2 separate regions of the Homo sapiens genome follow, and region 1 is linked to region 2. A link is an interaction called in ENCODE POLR2A ChIA-PET data of the cell type or tissue named here. Cell type or tissue: IMR-90. All regions are shown on one strand. Links, peaks and the distances in the headings refer to the core of each region. The heading gives the core; the rest is flanking DNA.

Region 1 (4,772 bases), core at 770-3,269, 130 kb before region 2:
GACCAACCAAGGTTAAAACTAGGGTAGTGGTTCTGTAGCTTTTCTGGGCCACAGATTCCTCTGAGATTCCAATGAAAGCTCTGGTACCATCCTATAGAAAAGAACGCACATATACAACATACATCTAACATTTTAAATATGTCACAGCAGTCACAGAGCCCCTGCTACTATTTATGACTTCCTAGAGATCCAAGGAACCCACTTGTAGAACTGCTGCTTTAATGACTAGAAATAACAAATACATAAGACTCCTCAGAGGAGATAAACTACTAAGAATTCTAGAGCTTTTTTCTTGGTCATGCAGGCAATTGAGAAACATTTAACATAAAAATCCCTACTGGCTGAATTTTACCAAGTGATATACATCCAGATTGAGCTAAAATGCATGCACTTGCCTTAAAATAAACTTAAAACCTAAAGTGTTTAAAAATAAGGTGTAATATTAACAACAACAGCTAATATTTGAGCATTCATTATATACTGAGCATTGTTCTAAGTGTTTAAATGTATTCATATTTATATATAAATGTCAATAAATTATCCTTATTTCATAAATGAGGAAATTAAGGCACAGAATGGTGCAAAGAGAATCAAGGAACAATGACTTGAAACAGAAATAATGAGGTTAAGAAGCAAAAAATTGTTATAGTGTATTATAACTAATAGCAACTTAGAACTGCATTTGTATTATCACAGTTCTATAAAGAACATACTGTCCAAGCCCCAGAATAAGGATGACAATCTTAATTCTCTTCCATATCCCTGCCAAGATAATCCTTATAAAACCACATTCCCTTTAGAGAACACTGTAGCCAGAAACGTGAACACGAAATGTTCAAAAAGAGCACAACACTGAAGTATTTTTAAAATGTAAAATGGAAGACTAATTTTGAGGCTAACAAATGTTAGCTTTCTAAATTGCTGTCTTTGTAGAAGTACCAGAAATAAATCATGCTTTCAAAAAATTAGTCACTTAATAAGATGTAAAAAATCTGAAATAGGGTACTTTTTTCTACAAAAAAAAGTTCAAGTTTCTCTACCTCAAACGTTTATCAAGGCAATGACTCCTTTTTACTGTCTTGGTGCCATGCCTCTTCCACTCCAGGGACAATCACAAAAGTAGAGAAAACCTCACACGTTCAACAGATCTTATTAAATCTCATCAATCAAAAGGAATAAAGTTGTTGAAACTAAAACTCTTTAACTCTTTTTTTTTTTTTTTTTTTTTTTTGAGACTGAGTCTCCCTCTGTTGCCCAGGCTGGAGTACAGTGGTGCAATCTTGGCTCACTTCTACCTCCACCTCCTGGGTTCACACAATTCTCCTGCTTCAGCTTCCTGAGTAGCTGGGATTACAGGCACCTGCCACCACGCCTGGCCAATTTTTTATTTTTAATAGAGACAGGGTTTCACCATGTTGGCCTGGTTAGTCTCGGACTCCTGGCCTCAGGTGATTTGCCCACCTTGGCCTCCCAAAGTGCTGGGATTACAGGCATGAGCCACCATGCCCGGCCAAACCTAAAACTCTTAACATACTGAATTCAAATGTGCTTCTAATTTCAGACAAATTTCAGAATTTTAGATAGGCCTATACTATGCCCTGAACTATGTAGCACGCAATAAATATTTGTTGAAGGGTTGAATCTTCAACAGTATAAAATGGATATACTGAAGATACTGTTACTTTAACATTTTCTGCCTCCCATACTACTACACTACTAATTATCAGAGCATCAGAAAACTGCAATGAAACCAACCTTCTACCTTCAACTACATAACTGAAGAGTTATAATTTACCATTCTGTTATACTGTACATCCAAGAAAAAAAAGAATAATTTTTTAGATCATTTTATGTAGCTATTGGTAATCTAAGATACCACAAAAAAAATTCGGCCGGGCCCGGTGGCTCATGCCTGTAATCCCAGCACTCCGGGAGGCCGAGGCGGGCGGATCACGAGGTCAGGAGATCGAGACCATCCTGGCTAACACGGTGAAACCCCGTCTCTACTAAAAATACAAAAAAAAAAAAAAATTAGCCGGGCATGGTGGCGGGCACCTGTAGTCCCAGCTATTCAGGAGGCTGAGGCAGGAGAATGGCGTGAACCCGGTAGGCGGAGCTTGCAGTGAGCCGAGATCTCTCCACTGCACTCCAGCTGGGCGACAGAGCAAGACTACGTCTCAAAAAAAAAAAAAAAAATTTACGAGGATGTTCCTTTTTTTAAACAATGGTGTTCTTAACATACTATAATTTCTTATAGCTTTCTTTGAAATGCTTGATGAAATACAACAAAATCACAAATGTTTTCTTTTGTCAATAAGCTTTTTGAACTAGATAGGAGAAAATTAGCTCCATTAAGCTAAGGTGGCCTGTTGCTTTAATAGTATTCTAAACTCAGTGACAGATAAAAATCCCAAAACAAGGAAAATATACTCAAGCTGAGTGTGTGCCACAAGAAAGTTCTCTCTGTATTTAATTCACAAATGGAAACATTTGCTTCTGATCTATTGAACTGTTAAAATATCTCATTGCAAACACATACAATCTTAAAACTCTACGCAGAAACTTCTTGGAAGCCAGTGTCAATTAAAAGTTATCTCTATGCAATAAAAAGGCCCTCTTGGTATACAAAGCATACAAGTTGAAAAATTCAGACTAAAATATTCCCTAATATCAAACTGTATTTTTTAAGTACAACTCATACTTGCTGAATATCAATTTACTAAAACAAGCAAGGATGACCTTATCTTGGCAAAATTCAGAATACTATTTCTTCAACATCTTAGAAGGCAGCTTGATGAACCACATTCTTCCATCTGCTTTGTTCTACATCTTCATATCCCAAATGGAAATTAAACCCTTCTCAAGTAATGGCCAAAATTTCATTAATCACAAGAAAGTACACAGAGCAGAGAAGTAGCATAGTATGAATAACAGAGGTAGACAAAATGAGAGATGGAACAGTATTGGTAATGACCTTAAAAAAGCAAACAGGAGGCTGGGTGCGGTGGCTCACGCCTGTAATCCCAGCACTTTGGGAGGCCAAGGTGGGCAGATCACCTGAGGTAGGGAGTTAGAGACCAGCCTGACCAACATGGAGAAACCTCGTCTCTACTAAAAACACACAATTAGCCAGGCATGGTGGCGCATGCCTGTAATCCCAGCTACTCGGGGGGCTGAGGCAGGAGAATCACTTGAACCCAGGAGATGGAGGTTGCAGTGAGCCAAGATCGTGCCATTGGACTTCAGCCTGGGCAACAAGAGCGAAACTCCATCGCAAAAAAAAAAAAAAAAAAAAAGCAAATAGGAGTGTATGTTGAGACAGAAAATCTATACAAAATGTACAGGAATCACATTAAATAATTCCATTCCCACTTACCTGATGAGCTCTCAGTAAATACTGTTAATGTCTGTCCTCCAACACTTTGCAAGACAAATGGATGTTCTCTAGGAGCACTGACTGAAGCTGGTTTTCCACCAATATCATGAATATTTGCAAGATCCTCATTCAAAGTAAATGACACCTAATAGACACATTAACCAGAGATTATAACAGACTTCTGTATTCAAACTATATATATATAAATTTTTGTTATAAATCAAATTGTTTTTAAATGTGTTTTCCAGTCATTTCATTAAACACTTTATTAAAAACTCCTTAATACTTGGTCATAAAAAGAGAATATAAACTGGACACATTGGTGCACACCTATAATCCCCGCTACTTGGGAGGCTGAGGCAAGAGGATTCCTTGGGCCAGGAGTTCCAGGCTGTAGCTCACTATGAACAGCCATTGCACTCCAACCTTGGCAACAAAGCAAGACCCTGTCTCTTAAAAAAAACAAAAGAGAGAAAGATAATCTATTCCCATTTGTCAGAATAATGGGGCTAATAAAAAAATAACAGAATCACATCCTTTGCAGCAATGATGCAGCTGGAAGCCATTATCCTATGTAAATTAGCGCAGAAACAGAAAACCAAATACCACATGTTCTCACTTACAAGTGGGAACTAAACATTGGGTAGACACGGACCTAAAGATGGGAACAACAGACATTGGGGACTCCAAAAAGAGAGAGGGAGAGAGGAGACCAAGGGTTAAAAAACTACCTATTGGTTACCATGTTCACTATTTGGGTGACAGAATAAATATCAGCCCAAATCTCAGCATCATGCAATATACCTATGTAACAAACCTACACATGTACCCCTGAAATAAAATAAAAATTACTAAACATAAGAAAATAAAAAACAAAAACAAAAAGAATAATGGGGCTAATCTATCATTATAAAAAAAGACAGTTTTCATGTTTTCTCTGGTCTGTAGCTGAAGAAGTCTCCAAAACAGGAGTAAGATTATTTTTTCTGGCTGGGCGCAGTGGTTCACACCTGTAATCCCAGCACCTTGAGAGGCCGAGGTGGGCTGATCACTTGAGGTCAGGAGATTGAGACCAGCCTGGCCAACATGACAAAACGTTGTCTCTACTAAAAATACAAAAATTAGCCGGGCATGACAGAATGAGACTCCATCTCAAAAAAAAAAAAAGATGATTTTTTTTTTTTCCCTAAAATCTCTGAGGTCTGAGGTCAAGGGATCATGTCTTACTATCTTTTATATCTTTAAGATCTAGCAGAGTGCCTGGCATATAGAAGGAAAATAATATTGCTGAATAAGTGAATATTTTAAGAATATTAAGAAAGCAATTGTACTTCAGATGGGGGGGATGAAGTGAACTATTTACTCTGAAAAGCTTAAACACTCCCATAAACAGAGG
Region 2 (5,432 bases), core at 1,651-4,150:
GTGAATCAAAACTGCCAACTGTGGGTCTCAGAAACCTTGCTTTTACCACCCAAGTTCTGACAGAGGTGATCCACGGGATGTGGAACCTACTTGTGGATCATTCTTTCTAGTAGTTTGGTATTAATAGGAGACAGGATGCCAATACAAAGGAGTGTAGTAAGGTGAATTTTAGGATGGAAAACCATATATGTAGCATTATATGTATGTATAAATGTAAAAAAGCTACACTATCAAAACTTGATCTTTTAGCTCCATTTCTCCATATTTCTCCTCCCTTCCCTTGCTTTCACATCTTTCCTTGCTAGTGAGATAATAAGTCCTTAGTGAGGTAGTAATGATGAAGGTTGACAGGCTAACAAGAGTTGGAAGCGGAAGGCCTAAATATATAACAAAGACCTGGAGAAAATAGAGAACAAAGTTTCAGCAGATGTGTGGAGATGTGAGAAAGAATGGAGTTGTAGGGATCTTACTACTTTACCTAAAGCCACTACTGAGGAAAATGATTTATAATGATGAGCAAAATTGTATGTAAGGTAACAAAAAGCAAACAAAAATGGAGAAATAAAGATGTCAGGTTTCAATGTACTGATTCCTTATATTAGTAAATTGAACATCAATAGAGACAGAGGAATACATTAAATCACTGGACTATTATTATACAATCAATCCAAACAATTCAAGTGCTCAAATTCATGATGATAAAAGAAATAAACTTTTATATCAGTTGTTTCAGGTGTACTACTGTTGGTCTGATTTAGGATAATTTGCATATTGTGACACACAGGACCAAACTAGTGCTAAAATATAATAAAATAATAAATAACACCTAAAAGCAGTCAACTCACTGAAAATCAAAAGCTGAAAGCCAGCTGATGTAAGAGATTAATCTGCTAAATGACTAATTTGCTGACTTACCACATTTAATCATTTAACACAAATGTTTGCATTTTCTAACAATATACAATATTTAGAGCATTTTTTATTTATTAAAAAAAAGTTTTTTAGAGACAGGTCTTGCTCTGTGTAGACCCTGCACTGGAGTGCAGTGGTGTGGTCATAGCTCACTGTAACCTCAAACTCCTAGGCTCAAGTGATCCTCCAACCTCAGCCTCCCAAGTAGCTGGGACCTTGAGTGTGTGCCACCAGACCTGGCTAATTTTTCACCTTTTTATTTTGGTAGAGATGGGGTCTTGCTATACTACCCAGGCTGGTCTCTATCTCTTGGCCTCAGAAGATCCTCCCGTCTCAGTCTCCCCCAAAGTGCTGGGATTACATGTGTGAGCCACCATGGTTGGCCAAGAGCAATTAATTTTTGAATAAGATGGGTTTGTAACAGCTTTTGAAAACTAATGTCAAACTTCTACTTGATTGGTTTTTGTCTTCATTAAAGTATTTTAAAGACTGCTCGACTTATCAAAAGCTAAGGTTTCTAGAGTGGCTTAGTCTTAAGACTATATTAATACTTTGAATAGAAAGTATCTGGAATTTCAGCTTTCAGGCTTCAGATTAGAACCCTAATTTTTTGGATGCATTTTAAAGTAAACTGTAAACATCACTACATGTCCCCCTAAATACCTAAGCATGCATTTGAGTTCAATATTTGTTTTTTTATATATATATTTAAGATAAATATACATATGATAAAATGCATAAATATTAAGTGTATATTCAATGAGTTTTATAGTTCAAACTCCAATCAAAATCTGGAACCTTTCTATCACTTCAGGCATATGCTGTTTCCTAGTCAAATTCCATACCCCTATTCCGACTATCAGCATTGATTTTTTTCCCACCATAGATGCATTTTGCTTATTGTACAGCTCTATATAAACATAATAAGAAGTATGTACTTGCTTGTGTAAGATTTCTTTCACTCAGTATGACTTTTGAGATTCATCCATGTTGTATTTATTTGTAATGTGTTCCTTTTTATTGGTGAGTAGTTTCATTTATACCACAGTTTGGTTTTCTTGCTCTTACTGATCAACATTTGAGCTGCTTACAGTATTTAACTATTATGAATAAAGCATCTATGAACATTCTTGGATAAGTTTTTTTGAGGCTATTAAGAATAACATGTTCAACTCTTTGTGTGGATATGTTTTCATTTGTCTTAGGTAAATACCCAGGAGGAAAATAGCAGGGTACATGTCTGTTTAGTTTGATAAGAAATGCCAGTTTGGAAAAAGGCTTAGCTTATTTATCTTTAGCCATTGGTCTTTTCTTACATAACTCATTATGGCTCTAAATTTTCCCTCTAAATACCGCTTCATATGGCATCCCACACATTGTGATATGTTGTATTTTTGTCATTCAGGTCTACATTTTTCTAACTTCCATTATCATTTTTTCTTTGATGCAAAGTTTAAATTTTGAGTTTTTCTGATTTCCAGGTTTTTTTTTTTTTATGTTTTTTTTGAGACAAGGTCTCACTCTGCCATCCAGATTGGAGTGCAGTGGCACAGCCATAGCTTGACTCAACCTATCTGTCCGCCTCAGCATTCCAAAGTGCTGGGATTATAGACATGAGCCACTACATCTGGCCATAGTGGGTTTTTAAGTTATTCTGAATCCAAACTTCAATTCTTTGTGGTCAGATAATTTGGGTTGAATGATAGTAATTCCTTCGATTTTGTTGATATTTGACTTCTGAGCTGGTCAGTTTTCATAAATACTTCAAGTGGCTACGTTTTTGGTCAATTTCCCAAAATGTTTTAAGCATGCTTCACTGTGGTACTGGTCAACATATATAAATCAAGCTAACTATATTTTAGAGCTTATGGAATTTTCTTTAATACACTGGGAACAGAAAATAATTTTCCTAAACACCTTTCAGGGACCAATGGGTTCAGTAATTTACATTTATTCTTTGAGCGGGGACATTTATCATTTTTTCTTTTTGTGCAGGCACCATCCAACATTTGCCATTTTTTTAAAAGACAGAAGATAACAAAATAATATGCCAAATGAATACTGACTGTTTAGTTTATAAATTTAGATTGGACTACATTCAAAAAACATTTTTTCTCCCATATTTAAATATTTACATCCAACATTCCAAATCTGTTTATAATGTAAACATTTATAAATGGAAGATCTCCATGAGTGAGTAGGGGTCTTGCTTTCTCTCATCAAGTGCTACCTATCTCTAATAATTAGATTTCTGCTAATTTAATACGTAAAATGTGAATTGGAAATATTCATGAAAAACACAGAAGAATTTTATTAAAACAAAAATATATGCAACATAGTGTATTTCAGGATAGATGTATAAAAAGTGCATGGTAAAGAGGCAGACATATAAAAGAAAGAGAAATAAGTAAAAGAGAAAAAAATAAACAGATAACTAAAAGATAGGGGAAAAAAGGCTATATATTTTGCTTCTGGCTTCCTTTTTTTTTTTTTTTGAGACATTAGGCAGGGAGGCCTTCAAGTGATCCTCCCAACTCAGTTGGCTAATTTAAAAAAATTGTTTTTAGAAACAAGGTCTTGCTATGTTGCCCAAGCTGGCCTTGAACTCTTCGTCTCAAGTGATCCTCCTGCCTCAGCCTCCCAAGTAGCTGGGATTATAGGCAAGAGCCATCACACCTGGCTCTATATATCTTATTTTCTTACTTACATTGTATGAAGATACCTGCTCAGCCAGTCTCTTATCTCTTCCTGATAATATATGTTCTTCATCTTTCTTACTGGATGACTTCCTTGCTTCTTGTGTTTCCTGAGGAATGAACACAGATAACACATTACTGAATCATAAGATTAAGATAAAACAAAAAATAAATATTATTTTTACTTAGATTAAGTAACAAGAGACACAACTAAGCCAGGTTTGTGAAATCCCTTCTGATCAGAAATATTAACATACTTTGCCGGGCATAGTGACTCACGCCTGTAATCCTAGCACTTTGGGAGGCCAAGGCGGGTGAATCACCTGAGGTGACGAGTTCGAGACCAGCCTGGGCAACATGGTGAAACCTCATCTCTACTAAAAATATAAAAGCTGGGCATGGTGGCGGGTGCCTGTAATCCCAGCTACTGGGGAGGCTAAGGCAGGAGAATCGCTTGAATCTGGGAGGCAGAGGTTGCAGTGAGCCGAAATCGTTCCACTGCACCCCAGCCTGGGAGACAGAGTGAGACTCGGTCTCAAAAAAAAAAAAAAAAAAAAAAATCAAAATATTAACATACTTGATAAGAGATCAGTTACTGCTCTAGTCTGTGATTTTCTTGAAAACAAGGAAAAAAAAACCCACTCCACTCAATCAACCTATTTATTGAACTCAGGATGAGTTTGACTTAACAGTGGTGAGATGTAGAAGTGAAAATAAGGCTTAAAAAGATATCCTACATTACTGTTTTCAAAAATAATAAAATCACCCTGGAGGGGGAAAAAAAAACAAAGAAAAGGAAATAAAAGGTGTACATTTTGAGAAAAAAAAAAAAAAAGAAAAATTGTGTTTATTCACAGATCCTAGCACTGTGTAGCAAACTGTGAACTGCGTAGCAAACTCCAAAGAATTTACTAAAAAAACTCCTGGAACTACTAAGCAAGTATAGCAAAGTTGCAGGATACAAGATCAATATACAAAATATAGCAGCAAGAGGCCGGGCGTGGTAGCTCACGCCTGCAATCCTAGCACTTTGGGAGGCAGAGGCAGGCAGATTGCCTGAGCTCAGGAGTTCGAGACCACCCTGGGCAACATGGTGAAACCCTGTCTCTACTAAAATACAAAAAATTAGCTGGGCGTGGTGGCGAGTGTCTGTGGTCCCAGCTATTCAGGAGGCTGAGGCACAAGAATTGCTTGAACCTGGAAGGCAAAGGTTGCATTGAACTGAGATGGTGCCACTGCACTCCAGCCTGGGCAACAGAGCAAGCTTCTGTCTCAAAAAATATATATATACATATATATAAATATATACATAGAAATATATATACATATAAATATATATAAATATATATACATATATTTATATGTATATATTTATATGTATATATTTATATTTATATATTTCTATGTATATATTTATATGTGTATATATATTTATATGTATATATATTTATATGTATATATATTTATATGTATATATATTTATATGTATATATATTTATATGTATATATTTATACATTTATATGTATATATTTATATGTATATATATTTATATATATCAGCAAGAAACAACTGGAATTTGAAACAAAACTATCATTTATATTAGCACACACACATGAAGTGCCTAGTCTAACACATTTTAATTCAAAAAAATGTTACAGGAATATTCTAGAGCATATGCTCCCAAATTGGAATGGGGAAGGCCCATATAAAAACTACTGAAAACCACTGGTCTCTAAGCATATTCTTATATTGTTTTTATTTGCTTAGGAGGCCTCATGGACTAAAACAACACTGTATTTAATAAAGTAAGTTAAAAACATAGA

Evidence for each region. Peaks named below come from ENCODE experiments on the same cell type or tissue, not always from the same donor. Only the 100,000 strongest peaks of a DNase experiment are listed, where the experiment ranks them.
Region 1: POLR2A ChIA-PET joins it to region 2 with 6 read pairs; 2 of 35 experiments call an interaction of 5 or more read pairs at or near these places.

Annotation. Positions count from the first base shown.
Region 1 is chr13:45,150,436-45,155,207 of GRCh38, reverse strand. It overlaps GTF2F2 (general transcription factor IIF subunit 2), which reads right to left. Exons shown (of 8, transcript NM_004128.3): 4 at 3,377-3,521. Among named protein-coding and RNA genes, the nearest start is that of GTF2F2, 32 kb to the right of the region's middle. In IMR-90, for the core only: no CTCF peak of the experiment used is centred there; no DNase peak of the experiment used is centred there.
Region 2 is chr13:45,018,616-45,024,047 of GRCh38, reverse strand. It overlaps GPALPP1 (GPALPP motifs containing 1), which reads right to left. Exons shown (of 8, transcript NM_018559.5): 7 at 3,620-3,718. Among named protein-coding and RNA genes, the nearest start is that of GPALPP1, 32 kb to the right of the region's middle. In IMR-90, for the core only: no CTCF peak of the experiment used is centred there; DNase peaks (open chromatin) are centred at 2,627 and 3,837; H3K27ac peaks cover 2,134 bases.